Regions from separate parts of the Homo sapiens genome. Here region 2 is linked to region 1. Evidence: chromatin contacts called from ENCODE Hi-C or POLR2A ChIA-PET data. All regions are on one chromosome and are shown on one strand. Each heading gives the region's core, a stretch centred on a gene start or an enhancer-like site at or near the end of the contact. The rest is flanking DNA. Distances are from core to core; before and after follow the strand shown. Region 1 has its middle 52 kb from the start of IL34. Region 2 holds the start of IL34 (interleukin 34).

What was found. A loop is a pair of places that touch in the nucleus more often than their neighbours do. ChIA-PET counts read pairs that join two places held with the same protein, here RNA polymerase II (POLR2A). Pooled maps may share reads with other maps.
Region 2: a map of Panc1 shows a loop between it and region 1 (2.1-fold over the local background). The contact joins the promoter of IL34 here to the enhancer-like site in region 1. A Hi-C loop is called at or near these places in 17 of 168 maps with a recorded cell type or tissue (Calu3, HUES64, IMR-90 and 13 more), 2 of 37 single-sample maps with no recorded cell type and 7 of 50 pooled maps. POLR2A ChIA-PET finds 5 or more read pairs at or near these places in 5 of 52 experiments (PC-3, Panc1, WTC11 and 2 more).

What each region holds. Positions count from the first base shown.
Region 1 is chr16:70,591,018-70,598,325 of GRCh38, forward strand. It overlaps a transcript of IL34 not described here. Among named protein-coding and RNA genes, the nearest start is that of IL34, 52 kb to the right of the region's middle. Within about 2 kb of position 3,759, at least 7 of the 41 ENCODE cell types and tissues checked have a DNase peak (open chromatin) inside an H3K27ac peak, as active enhancers do; they include ascending aorta, spleen and thyroid gland, where a contact is called at or near this core.
Region 2 is chr16:70,643,498-70,650,805 of GRCh38, forward strand. It overlaps IL34 (interleukin 34), which reads left to right and starts at 3,062. Exons shown (of 6, transcript NM_001393494.1): 1 at 3,062-3,478. The coding sequence starts at 3,451. RefSeq lists an enhancer at 6,294-6,794.

The sequences.
Region 1 (7,308 bases), core at 2,509-5,008:
CGGGTCTCCGGGGTCTCAGGACAGCACTGTGGGGACCATGCCAAGCGAGACTGGGAGAGCCAGGCTCCGTGTCACTCAGTGCCTTCCTTCTCCTGCCATTCAACGAGACACTCCTAATAACTCTCTTGCAGGCCTCTAAGTCTGTCCCATAGCTGTTGAGCTGATTTTGCCTTTTGTGCAACTGTGTTTTCCAACTCAGCTCTCTGGGTGCCAAGACCTTGTCCACATGATTCAATCTGTCCAACTCCAACCTGGCCCCTGATAGGCCATAAATACCATTCCTGATGGCAGTGATCCAGTGCCCTCCTTTGTCCCCAGAGCTGAGGCAGGATGACCACCACGCTTATAGCTAGGACAGAGGGTGACTCTGGCAGGGACAGCAGTTTATCCAGAATGACCCAGTTAGCCGGGCGTGGTGGCACGTACCTGTAGTCCCAGCTACTCAGGAGGCTGAGGTGGGAGGATCGCATGAACCCAGGAGGTCGAGGCTTCAGTTAGCCATGATCACACCATTGTACTCCAGCCTGAGTAGTGGAGTGAGATCCTGTCTCTTAAAAAAAAAAAAAAAAAAAGAATGGCCCTCACCGTCCTCCCACCCTGCCCCTGTTAGCTTGCCTGGCAGTCACCTTGTATGGAGGCACAGGGAGCTGTCATTTACCTCTGTGCCAGGCAGGGTGCTCAGCCCTATACAGGCACCATCTCCCCGGATTCTTACAGGGCCCAGCTGGTGACGTGCAGCTGATATTCCCATACTGCAGATGAGGAAACTGAGGATCAGAGAGGTTAAGTCATGCCTAGGAGCCTGGCTTCTCCCTTCCCCCTGCTGTTGCCCTGAGGCTCGGTGCTGGGGCTGGGCTGGGGCCAGGCTGGGGCCAACGGCAGTGGTGTTTGTGCTCCTTGCTGCTTGGAGGAGCAAAGTGCATTTGATCTTTCTCTTCTCACCACTGTCCTGGGTGGGGGCCCTGGTAGTACTAGGTAGTGATGAAGAAGCTGCTTAGGGTCTCCTCCAGGGTTCCACAGTGGGAAGGGGCATGGGGGCGGCGGGGAGGTGGTGGTCCTTCTACTCCCCCCACCACCTGCTCCAGGTTCATTCTTGTCTCTACCATACTGGGTCACTCCATAGCCCTCCTCCTGGCTTCCCAGGCCCCACTAAAGCCATACAATGCATAAAGGCCAGCAGACCTGCTGGCCCGGCTGAGGCTGGGCTGGGGCCAGGCACTTTCCAGTGTCTTGTCACAGGCAGGAAACCTTTGTTGGATGATGTCACTGGAGCGGGTGCCTCCTGTTCTACTCGCCCTCGTTCTTCTCCCCAGTGCACCCCACCCTGACCGCCTCCTGAGGTGTAATAGAAGGCCCCTCCTCTCTCTGCCCATGAGAATCAGGTAGCAACATAACTTTTGACTCTCATGCTGCTGTGGGTTCTGGGACCCTTAACCCAACCCTGGAAGGTGTGGCTGTAATCCCCAGAGGAGGAAGCTTGGCAGGCTCAGGGTTCTGAGACTTGAATCCTGGGCTGTCTGCCTGCAAAGCCTATACCAGTTGCTGAATAATTATTTTAAAAATAGCTTTTAAACTTCCTTAAAAAAAATCAGTAGACTTTTACAAAGCAGTTTTATTTATTTATTTATTGGTTTATTTTTTCTTTTTCTTTTTTTGAGATGGAGTCTCACTCTGTCGTCCAGGCTGGAGTACAGTGGCGCGATCTGGGCTCACTGCAGCCTCTGCCTCCTGGGTGCAAGCGATTCTCCTGCCTCAGCCTCCTGAGTAGCTGGGATTACAGGCACATGCCACCATGCCCAGCTAATTTTTGTATTTTTAGTAGAGACGGGGTTTCAGCATGTTGGTCAGGCTGGTCTTGAACTCCTGACTTAATGATCTGCCCGCCTCGGCCTCCCAAAGTACTGGGATTACAGGCGTGAGCCACCGTGCCGGCCCTATTTTTTAAATTTTTCTTAAAAACACAGTTTTATTCTTTTTCTTTTTTTAATAAATAGAGACGGGGTTTCACCATATTGGCCAGGCTGGTCTCGAACTGCTGGCCTCAGGCGATCCTCCTGTGTCAGCCCCCTAAAGTGCTGGGATTACAGGCATGAGCTACTGCGCCTGGCCCTATTGTCCATTTTTTAACTGGGTTGTTTGTTTTCTTATTGTTGAGTTTTAAGAGTTCTTTGTATATTTTAGATACAAGGTCTTTATCAATATGTCTTTTGCAAATATTTTATCATTTTTCCTAGCAATAGTGTCTTTTGCAGAGCAGAAGCTTTTAATTTTAATAAAGTCTAATGTCAATTTTTTATTTCAAGGATCGTGCTTTTGATATATAGAAAAACATCACCAAACCCAAGATCAGCTAGATTTTCTTCCTATGTTATCTTCTAGAAGTTTTATAGTTTTGCATTTTATGTTTAGGTTCAAGTTTCATTTTGAATAAATTTTTGTGAAAGGTCTAAGGTCTAAGGTCAGACCTTAGAATCAAGATTTCTTAGTACCTAGTTTGTTGTTGTTGTTGTTATTTTTTGAGACAGGATCTCACTCTGTTGTCAAGGCTGGAGTGCAGTGGCATGATTGTGGCTCATAGCAGTCTTGAACTCTGGGCTCAAGTGATCCTCCCACCTCAGCCTCCCGAGTAGCTGGGACTACAGGTGCATGCCACCATGCTGGGCTATTTTTTTTGTATTTTTTCTTTTTTTGTGGTGATGGGGTCTTGCTGTGTTGCCCAGCCTGATCTCAGACTCCTGCCCTCAAGCAATCCTCCTGCTTTAGCTTCTTGGAGCACTAGGATCAGAGGTGTGAGCTAGTGTACCTGGCAATATCTAGATTTTTTTCTTGCAGGTGGATGATCAATCATTCCAGCACCATTTGTTGGAAAGACTATCCTTTTTCCATTGAATTGCCTTTGCTCCTTTGTCAAAGATCAGTTGACTATATTTGTGTGAGTCTATTCTTGGTTCCCTATTGTTCCACTGATCTATTTGTCTGTTCTTTCACCAATACCACACTATCTTGATTGCTATAGCTTTAAGTAAGTCTTGAAGTCAGGGAGTGTCAGTTCTCTAATTCCATTCTTCTTTTTTGTGTTGTCCTTCTAGGTCTTTTGCTACTCTGTGTAAACTTTAGAATCAACTTGTAGATATTACAAAATAACTTTCTGGGATTTTTATTGTGTTGCATTGAATCTACAAAGTTGGGGAGAACAACCATCTTAACAATATTGAATCATCCTATCCATGAACATGGAATATCTCTCCATTTATTTAGATCTTTGCTTTCTTTCATCAGGGTTGTATAGTACTCCTCATACAGATCTTGTACATATTTTGTTAGATTTATAGTGAAGAATTTTATTTTTAGGGTGCTAATATAAATGGCATTGTGCTTTCAATTTCAAATAGGTAATATGTGCATACAGTAAAAACATTCAATAGAGAGAGATTGGTTTATAGTGAAAAGTGGCTTCCTCTACTTCTCATTCCCTAGGCCTCCATTCATCTATCCAAAGACAGTTACTGATGCCTGGTTCTTATGGGTCCTTCCAAAGATTGTATGTGTATATTCAAGCTCTAATCTAATTCAAGCTCAATATCTAATCCTCACAAGAATTCTGCCTGGCAGGTCTTATTATCTCTGAGGGAGGGTCAAGGGCCCAAAGAGGACTTTCTGGGGAGGACTCTCTTCCTCTTCAAGAGCTCAAGCAGAACACACTGGTCCTGCCAAGATCTAGGGGCAGGGCTGCTACTGCTCAAGGCCAGAGGAAACAGGTTTTGGAAGGGAGGGCTTCTTGCCAAGCCAGTGGGTACAGATGAGGAGGAGGTGAGGAGGAGGCTTTGGGAGGCTGCCAGTCTACTCTGGGCAGATTCATATCAAATATTCTAGGCCTTGGGAAACCCTCATATTTCCAGGTGGCTGCATTTCAATTTATCTCTCTCTCTCTCTCTCTCTTTTTTTTTTTTTTTCTGAGACAGAGTCTCCCTCTGTCGCCCAGGCTGGAGTGCAGTGGTGCGATCTCGGCTCACTGCAACCTCTGCCTCCAGGGTTCAAGCAATTCTCCTGCCTCAGGCTCCCAAGTAGCTGGGGTAACAGGCGCCCGCCACCACACCCAACTAATTTTTTTTCTGGTATTTTTAGTAGAGATGGGGTTTTGCCATGTTGGCCAGGCTGGTCTGGAACTCCTGACCTCAGGTGATCCGCCCACCTCGGCCTCCCAAAGTGCTGGGATTACAGGTGTGAGCCACCGTGCCTGGCCTGCATTTCAATTTCTTAGTTCTGTTTCCTCTCTAGTTTTCTTCTCCTTCTTCTTTCTCCTCTAATTCCTTCTCCTTCTTTTTCTTCTTCTGAGACAGGATCTCACTCTGTCACCCTGGCTGGAGTACATGACTCACTGCAGCCTTGACCTCCTAGGTTCAATTAATCCTCCTGCCTCAGCCTCTCGTGTAGCTGGACCACAGGTGTGCACCACTGTGCCCTGCTAATTTTTATTTTTAATAGTGATGGGTTCTCACTTTGTTTCCCAGGCTGGTCTTGAACTCCTGGACTCATGTGATCCTCCCACTTCAACCTCCCACAGTGCTGGGATTACAGACATGAGCCACTGCGCCAGGGCTCCTCTCTCATTTTGTAGGAACATTCTTCTGGGGAGTAGTCTAACCTTGTTTGGCTGACCTCAGGAGAAATGGGATTTGTCTTAGTCTGTTTGGGCTGCCATAAGAAAATCCGGCTGGGCGTGGTGGCTCATGCCTGTAATCCCAGCACTTTGGGAGGCCGAGACAGATGGATTACTTGAGGTCAAGAGTTCGAGACCAGCTGGGCCAACATGGTGAAACCCCATTTCTACTAAAAATAAAAAATTAGCTGGGCGTGGTGGTGTGCACCTGTAGTCTCAGCTACTCAGGAGGCTGAGACAGGAGAATTGCTGGAACTTGGGAGGCAGAGGTTGTAGTGAGCTGAGATTGTGCCACTGCACTCCAGCATGGGCGACACAGCGAGACCCCGTCTCAAAAAAAAAAAAAAAGAAAGTTGTATAGACTGGGAGGCTTGTAAACAACAGAAGTGTATTGTTCTAGAGCCTGGGAAGACCAAGATCAAGGCGCTGACAGATTTGGTGTCTGGTGTGGGCCCTTGTCCTAGGCGGCTGTCTTTTCCCTGTAGCCTCAGAGGCAGGAGGGGTGAGGGATCTCTCTGGGGTCTCTTTTATAAGGGCACTAAATCCATTCAAAAGGCCCACCATCACGACCTCATCATCTTCCAAAGACTTCACCTTCTAATACCTTCACCTTGAGGTGATGAATTTTGGGGGAGACACAGATATTCAGACCATAGCAGCATTTATTTATGCCAAGACTAAGACTGCCCGGAAAGGTGGCTAGGGCATCTCCAGAGGCACAAAGAGGACCGTGGTCATGACAGGCTGTGATATGGAGCCAGGGAGCGTGAGTTGCTGCAAAGCAGGCATCTGAGTGGCAGATCTGGGCCAAATCAACTTCTCCCCACGTCTTCCTCCCAGGCTGGAGGTGACTGTCTTCCACATGGCGTTGGGCACACTGGCATCCCATTTCCCACCACTGCCTCAGAAACTGGAGCCCCTGAAGCCACGCATATGCCTCTCTGTACCCGTCCCCCACACCCTGCCAAAAATATTTGTGCCCAGTTGCAGTGGGGGTAGAGCGACTATTGCCTGTGTGTGTCATGCTTATAGTAATGGTAGCTTACCACTGACTGCAAATTTCATTCCCTCTTTATTAAAAAAATTGGTTTTTTGTAGAGACAAGGTCTGGCTATGTTGCCCATGCTGGTCTCAAACTTCTGGTCTCAAGTGATTTCCCTTGGCCTCCCAAAGTGCTGGGATTACAGGCATGAGCCACCGCGACCAGCCTCATTTCCATTTTACAGAGGAGGATGGGACTCTGAAGCCAGACCTGTACTTGTACCCATAATACTCCATTGCCTCCACAGGGTCCCAGCACCCAGGGTATAGGCACGCTCAGTAGAGGCCGTCCCCAGCTCAACCTGTTTGTATGTGGATCACTTGAGCAGCTCAGGTGGGTGCCTGCTGCTTAACCCTCCTAGTGAACTGAGCCCCTTCTCCTCCGTTGTGCTCTGGGGTAGTTCCCAAGTGACACTGCTTTGGGCCATTACTGACTTCCTTATTTCCTAGGGGCCCATCTCCTAAAGTGAAGTTACCCCCTCACAGAGTTCAGCCAGTTTTTTAGCTTTTTTTTTTTTTGGAGACAGTGTCTTGCTCTGTTGTCCAGGCTGTAGTCCAGTGGCACGATCATGGCTCCCTGTAGCCTTGAGCTCCTGGGCTTAAGCGATACTCCTGCCTCAGCCTCCCATGTAGCTGGGACCACTGGCACATGCCACCATGCCTGGCCAAGTATTAATTTTTTCGTAGAGATGGGGTCTCTCCATGTTGCCCAGGCTGTTATCGAACTCCTGGGCTCAAGTGATCCTTCTGCCTTGGTCTCCCAAAGTGCTAGGGTTAAAAGTGCTGGGGTTATAAGTGTGAGCCACTGCCTCTAGCCCAGTTTTTTAGTTCTTGTTACAAATTGCCAAGTAAGGACTAATCCAGAAAGACTGGAGTATTTTGTCAATGAACATGTTTCAAACATATGTATCTCTTACAAAATGCAGCTGTTTAATTCCTAAAGGCAGAATGTGTTTTCTTACATGATGATGTACACTCTATACAAATGTAAGCAGTGTGTTTTTTAGCCCCTGCATCTATTAAATGGTATCCATTTTGTTGTCAAGGAGCTGATTCTTTATATAGCTGTCCCTCTCCAGAATAGGCCAGGAAATGCCTGGGTGGCCCAGGCCCTGGAGATGCAGTTCTTTTTTTTTGAGATGGAGTTTTGCTCTTGTCGTCCAGGCTGGAGTGCAATGGCGCGATCTTGGCTCACTGTAACCTCTGCCTCCTGAGTTCAAGCTATTCTCCTGCCTCAGCCCTCCAAGTAGCTGGTAGCTGGGACTACAGGTGCCCGCCACCATGTCTAGCTAATTTTTTATATTTTTAGTAGAGACGGGGTTTCGCCATGTTGGCCAGGCTGATCTCAAACTCCTGACCTCAGGTGATCTGCCCTCTTCAGCCTCCCAAAGTGCTGGTATTACAGGCATAAGGCACCGCGCCTGGTTGAAGGGACAGTTCCTTAAAGGGTCTGAGATGCTTCTCCATCTTGGCATGGCTCAAACCGTCTGCCCCCCAGAACTTCCTGCCAGGCCCTTCCAGGCACACCATCCTCCATTAGCGACCTCTTAGAGGTCACCTTCCTATATCACAGGACTTGAGGGAATGGTTGGTGTCCTGGCCTCTAG
Region 2 (7,308 bases), core at 1,812-4,311, 52 kb after region 1:
GTAGCTGGGACCACAGGCCCGTGCCACTACACCCACCTAATTAAAAAAATTTTTGTTGGTAGATACGGGTTCTCACTATGTTGCCCGGGCTGGTCTCAAAGCCCTGGGCTGAAGCGATCCCCCGGCCTTGGCCTCCCAAGGTGCTGGGATTACAAGTGTGAGCCATCACACGCAGCCTGTACACTTTAAAATGGTAAATTTTATGGCATGCAAATTATATATTGATTTTTAAAAAGAAAAAAGACTTAAGATGCACATCAGAGATTTAAAAAATAACCAGGGAAAATTGAACGTGGATTCTATATGAAATCATATTAAAGAGTTATTAATTTGAGGGTTGTGTGATGACAATATTGTGATTATATATTTTAAAAATCCCTACATGCTGGTGAAATGGCATGTTTGAGATTTGCTTTAAAATATTCCTGGAAAAAAAAATTGGGGGATGAGTGAAGCTGGAATGACAGAAGAGTGATCATTTTTTTCTTTTGTTTTGAGACAGAATCTCGCTCTGTTGCCCCGACTGGAGGGCAGTGGAGCAATCTTGGCTCACTGCAACCTCCGCCTCCTGGGTTCCAGTGATTCTGCTGCCTCAGCCTCCTGAGTAGCTGGGATTACAGGCATGCACCACCACACCTGGCTAATTTTTGTATTTTTAGTAGAGACAGGGTTTCACCATGTTGGCCAGGCTGGTCTCAAAGTCCTGACCTTTTATGGACAACTCTGTGGAAATAACTTTTTTGTTTTTCTATTGGTATTTGAAGTTGTTTTTTCCCCTTCTCCTTGGAGTTTATTCTGCCTCAACTGATTCACCCGCCTCGGCCTCCCAAAGTGCTGGGATTACAGGTGTGAGACACTGCACCCAGCCAGATTGACAATTTTTGAATCTGAGTAACTGCTATATGGGGGTCTGTTATACTATTCTACCTTGTTTCAGTTTGTTTAGACAACTTCCACTATAAAGGAATGAATTTTTTGGGTAGATGGAAATGTTTTGTATCTTGATTATTATAGTAATTACACAGCTCTATAAATGTGCTAAAAACTTTTAGAAATGTATACTGAAAAGGGTAAAATGTAGTATATGTAAATTAGCCCTCAATAAACCTGAAAAAAATCCCCAAACTAATGACAACTAAATGTTCTAGATACGTTAGTGTTTGTAGTGATGCTGTAACAGCAGGGGAATTGCCAGGGTGAGGAGGAGGAGGAGGGGGAGGAGGAGGGGGAGGGGGAAGAGGAAGAGGAGGAGGGAGGAGGGAGGAAAAGGAGGAGGGAGGAGGGAGGAAAAGGAGGAGGGAGGAGGAATGAAAAGGAGGAAGGGAGGAGGAAGGAGGAAGAGGAAGGAGGGAAGAGGAGGAAGAGGAGGAAGTAGGAAGAGGAAGGAGGTGGAAGAGGAAGGAGGAAGAGGAGGGAGGAGAAGGAGGAGGAAGGAGGAAGAGGAGGAAGGAGGAAGAGGAGGAGGAAGGAGGAAGAGAAAGGGAGTAGGAGGAAGGAGGAAGAAGAGGAAGAGGAGGAAGGAGGAGAAGGAAAAAGGAAGGAGGACGAGGAAGGAGGAAGAGAAGGAAGGAGAAAGGAAGAGGGAAGAGTAGGAAGGAGGAGGGGGAAAGAGGAGGAAGAAGAGGGAGGAAGGAGGAAGACGAGGAAGGAGGAGGAGGAAGAGAAGGAGGAAGAGGAAGGAGGAAAAGGAGGAAGGACAAGGAAAAGAGGAGCAGCAGCAGGCAGCGACTGGGGCTGAGATTCAGGGTGACTGCATAAGGGATTAACTTGAACAACCCGTGTTCTCTCTATAAGGCCCTGCCTGCCTGCTGGGCACCTCTTAGGGTAAGGGCCAGCATTCTTTGGTGACACCATGGATCACACAATGAAGAAGATGCCCAAGTCATACCTGCTCTCCCCCGATGGTGTCACTCTGTAGCCATTTTCCCCCACCAGAGGGGAGACAGGGAGGAGGCGAGGGGATGGAAGAGAACTAAATCAGAGACGGAATTCCAGCCTGATCTGCAGAGCAGACACAATGGTCCAGACCTTGCAGAGTCCAGAGGGGCAGATGGGAGGACCACGCACACACGCTGAGCCCTGTGTGGTTGTCGAATTTTGGGAGCAGCCACCAGCCCACAGGGTTTGAATTCCTGTCACACTTCTTACAAGCCGTATGACCTTGGACAAGTGTCTTAACCTTTCTGGGCCTCAGTTTCCTCATTGATAAACTGAGATTTTGCACTTCCATGAGATTGTTGTGAGAGATTCAGTGAATGTAAAGACCTTAGTCCTGGCCGGGTGCGGTGGCTCACGCCTGTAATCCCAGCACTTTGGGAGGCCAAGACAGCAGATCACTTGAGTCCAGGAGTTTGAGACTAGCCTGGCCAACATGGTGAAACCCCATCTCTACTAAAAATACAAAAATTAGCCAGGCATGGTAGTGCACATCTGTAATCCCAGCTACTTGGGAGGCTGAAGCAGGAGAATTGCTTGAACCCTGGAGGTGGAGGCTGCAGTGAGCCAAAATCACGCCACTGCACTACAGCCTGGATGACAGAGTCTGAGACTCCGTCTCAAAAAAATTTTTTTTTTCTTAATTTTTTTTTTATTAATAGAACTGAGGTCTTACTATGCTGACCAGGCTGGTCTCGAACTCCTGGGCTCACGCAATCCTCCCACCTTGGCCTCCCAAAGTGCTGGGATTACAAGCATGAGCCATTGCGTCCGGCTTGTTTTCGGAGTGGGAGCTCGTCTGCTTTTTTAACCTGTCCTTTAGCCTGAGTCATTCATGGACTCTACCATGGCTCTCGATGTGTGAACTCAAACCACCTGTTCATTCCTTGGTCCTGCTTTTGTTCAGGCCCCAGGCTGCCAGCTGGTGTCATCATAACTCACTCATGGGCCAGGGCCGTTCGGACATCCTGAAGTCATTTCTCACGTGAGCCGTGTCCAGCTGCCAGGGCCGGGTGGTCCTGTGCAGGCCGTGGGTGCGGTGTGCGCTGTGGCTGATGGCTGAGTGGCAGCGCTGCTCTTACATAATCAGTTTCTCTCCTCCTTTCTCTTCCTAGAGCCAGATTTCACACTGAGCAGCTGCAGTCGGAGAAATCAGAGAAAGCGTCACCCAGCCCCAGATTCCGAGGGGCCTGCCAGGGACTCTCTCCTCCTGCTCCTTGGAAAGGAAGACCCCGAAAGACCCCCAAGCCACCGGCTCAGACCTGCTTCTGGGCTGCCATGGGACTTGCGGCCACCGCCCCCCGGCTGTCCTCCACGCTGCCGGGCAGATAAGGGCAGCTGCTGCCCTTGGGGCACCTGCTCACTCCCGCAGCCCAGCCACTCCTCCAGGGCCAGCCCTTCCCTGACTGAGTGACCACCTCTGCTGCCCCGAGGCCATGTAGGCCGTGCTTAGGCCTCTGTGGACACACTGCTGGGGACGGCGCCTGAGCTCTCAGGGGGACGAGGAACACCACCATGCCCCGGGGCTTCACCTGGCTGCGCTGTGAGTACTGGGGGGTCCCTAGGGACCTGCATTGGGAGGCCTTGGCCTAGATCCAGGATCTGCCGTAACCATAGCAACCAGGGCATTCTTGCTGGTGAGAAGTTGCGATGCTTCCCAGCCGGACTGCAGACACCCTCTGAGATTCCCACGGCCGCCGTCTGCCCTGTCTGCCGCTCACTTCGGGCTCCGACGGGCAAGCTGGGTGGGCAGTTCTGGCTGGGTGGGCATGGTCCTCAGGGTGGTCTTAGGTCGGGGCAGGCACTGGGGGTAGGTGGCAGCATCTCACCTTTCCAGGCTTGTGGGTGTTGGGGAGCCCCGGGCGGGCAGCAGCGGCCCAGTCCTGGGTATGGCCGGTGGAGGGGGGCAGGGGCTGGTGAAAGTGTCTAGGGACCCAAGACCCACGGCAGAAGAGCAGCCAGATGCCTGGAGAAGGCAGCCTGTTCCCCTCCAACCCTCCCTCCATAACAGAACAGAATTAAAAAGCAGAAAGATAACACTGTTGGTAAAAAGAAAAATAAGTTGAAATGAGGACAGAAAGGAAAAAAAGGATCTGGAAGCCTCTTATGCCTGCTGGCTGGGAGGCCAGACCAAGATCCCCTCAGTCTCCAAGATCCAGTTCAATTGACTCAAATTCAACACATTTTTCCGGTGCCTCCCACGTGCCCACTGCAGAGTCACTGCCATGACAACAAGGACCTTGCTGTCTCGTGCCTCTGTCTCCAACGCCTGGCACAGGGTTGAGTGCTCAGGAACTGTTGGAGGTTTGGGGTATGAGCCTGCGAGGGATTGAAAGAAGAGTTGGGTCCACCCTGGCCCTTGTGGAAATATACAACAAAGGGTTGGGACATTAAGGATGGGTGGAAGGACCCAGCTGGACCCAATGTTCTGGAAACCCCTAGGTCATGAGAAGCAGGGGTGCAGCATGGGGGAGGGGCTACTGGAAATGGTCTAGAAGGTGGGGTGGTGGTCACACAGGTAGACCTGGGGTCATGAGGCCCATGTTCCAGGAAGAGGGGCCAGTGTGAGCAAAGGTTTGGCGGTGGGATGGTGAGGCCAGGCTGGGAGCTGGTTTGGACCCGGCTGGCTGAGGCCTTGAGAGCCAAGCAAAGTGTGCCTCCCTCCCCATAGCAGGCAGCCCTGGAGGATTTGAGAGCCCGGCGGGGGTGGAATCGTGATTGGGAGTTCCTCTGCTCTTGAAGATCAGTCTGGTGGTGTTTGTAGGAGTTACTGCTGTCACCGTCTGTGCAGGAGGGAATGAGGGTCATTCTGGAGGTGGAGGTGCGAATGAAAGGCAAGGGATGCTGGGCTGGTGGCTCACGCCCGTGATCCCAGCACTGTGGGAGGCCAAGGCAGGAGGACGGCTTGAGGCCAGGAGTTTGAAACCAGGCTGGGCAGCATAGCGAGACTCCATCTCTAAAAAAAGGAAAATTAGCCAGGTGTGGTGGCATACATCTGTAATCCCAGCTACTCAGGAGGCTGAGGTGGGAGGATCACTTGAGCCCAGGAGGTTGAGGCTGCAGTAGCAAGGATCGCATCACTGCACTGCAGCCTGGGCAACAGGGTGAGACCCTGTCTTTAAAAAAAAAAAAAAAAAAAAAAAGGAGAAAAGAAAAAGAGAGAAAGAAAAGCAAGGGAGAGGGGAAAAAGCTCCAGGAGGGGTGGGTCTTAGGACCAGGCAAAGACTGGCTGGGGGATGAGGGAGAGGGAGAGCAGCAGATTGAGGTGGGGGCTGGTGCCCAGGGGCTGGGGTGCTGAGGAAGTTGGGCTGCCATAACCAATTAGAAAGCTTCGGGTGGCTTAGAGCAACAGGAATGTGTCGTCTCACAGTTCTGGAGACCGGAAGTGTGAGATCAGGGTGCCTGCAGGGCTGCGTTCCCTCTAAAGGTGCCGAGAAGGAGCCTCCCTTGCCTCTTCCAGCTCCTGGTGGCTCCTGGCTTCCTTGGCTTGTGGCCTAGTCACTCAGATCTCCCTTTGTCTTTGCGTGGCCTTTCCCTTTGTGTGTCTCTATGTCCTCTCCTCTTCTTCCTAGGACACTAGTCACTGGATTTAGGGAACTGCCTAAATCCAGGATGGCCTAATCTTGACATCCTTCATTTAATAATGCCTGTAAGTGGCACAGGACAGGCGAGCCCCCAAGGGGGCTTAGCCTGCGAGGGTTCTTGGCTTTCCCTAGGAGAGAATTCAAGGCAAGCTGGTGGTAGAAGAAAACAGCTTTACTGAAGAGATGTTATAGCTCTGTGCCAGCTCCTGCAGAGCAGGGCTGTGCCAGAGGAAGCGTACTGAGGAGCAGCTCGGGGCCTTTTGCAGTCATATTTATACCCACCTTTAATTGCATGCAGATTAAGGGGCAGTTTATGCAGACATTTCTAGGGAAGGGGTAGTAACTTTTGGGACATTGGGTCATTGCTATGGAAAGCGGTGGTAACTCCCAGGCGTTGCCATGGCAATGGTAAACTGACATGGCACACTGCTGAGCATGTCTTTTGGAATGCTGCTTCTGCCCCGTCCACCCCTGTTTTCACTAGTCCTCAGTTTGGTCCAGTGTCAGGGCTCTGCCTCTGGAGTCGGTCCTACCTCCTACTTCACAAAGACCCCATTTCCAAACAAGGTCACACTCGGGTTCGGGTGAATGTGGATTTGGAGGAGATGCTATTTAACCCACTGCACAGGTTCAGATTTGGTCCCCGGGGCTGGGGGTGACAAGCCTCACTTGTCACTGCACATAGGGTCAACCCAGGGCCAGGGAACCAGGAAGGGAGTACCGTACTCACACAGATCTTTCTTAAGCCTCCTCTCTGTCTTGCAGGTTGTTTTATTATTTTATTTTTATTTTTATTTTTTGAGACGGAGTCTCACTCTGTCACCCAGGCTGGAGTGCTGCGGCACGATCTCAGCTCACTGCATCCTCTGCCTCTTGGGTTCAGATGATTCTTGTGTCTCAGCCTCCCGAGTAGCTGGGACTACAGGCACCTGCCACTGCGCCTGGCTAATTTTTGTATTTTTAGTAGCGATGGGGTTTCACCATGTTGGCCAGACTGGTCTTGAACTCCTGACCTCAGGTGATCCGCCCACCTCGGCCTTCCAAAGTGCTGGGATTACAGGTGTGAGCCTCCGTGCCCAGCCTGTGTTGTGGGTTCTTACCTCTGGGCTAAGACAAGGGCAGGGTGGGTCTCCTGACCAAGGTCAGGGGTGGCACTGGCTGTGGGGTTCCTGGTGTGCAGAGCATGTGGGGGACAGTGGCCTTGAGGTTGGGGCTGTGCTGTCCCTGCCTGGTCCCTGTTTGTTAACCTGTTTCTCTGGGTGGGTGGAGGCAGCAAAAAAAGAAACTTGCCCTTAGCAATGATGTTTGGGCTGCACTCAGAGGAAGGCTGCCCAGTTGGGGGAGAGGCAGATCATCTGTGGACAGGGTTTCCAGGGCAGCTGTGTGCCCACCGTGTCAGGCTGGGAGGCTCAGTGTCACTCCAAGGCACAGTCCCTGCCTTGAGGCCACAGCTGCCGGGTCCCCAGGGCCCCAGAACGGGACACAGAGAAGGGCAGGTGCTGTAGGGTTGGGAGGTGAAGTAGACGGCCAATGGTGATGGCCACACAGGAAAAAAGACCCAGTGTGGACAGAGGTACTGATTTTTTTAAAGAAAAGCTGAAATTTTGAATTGTTGTGTGAAATCCTTGTGGACCAGAGGTGGCTCTCGGGACACCAGCTTGCAACTGTTGCTCTAGGTCTGTGGTTCCAGACCCCCAGCCACAGCTTTACCTGGGACCTTGTTAGAAAGGTAGACTCTCTGCATCCTAGACTGGTTGAGCAGAGACTCTGGGGCAGGCAGGACAACCTG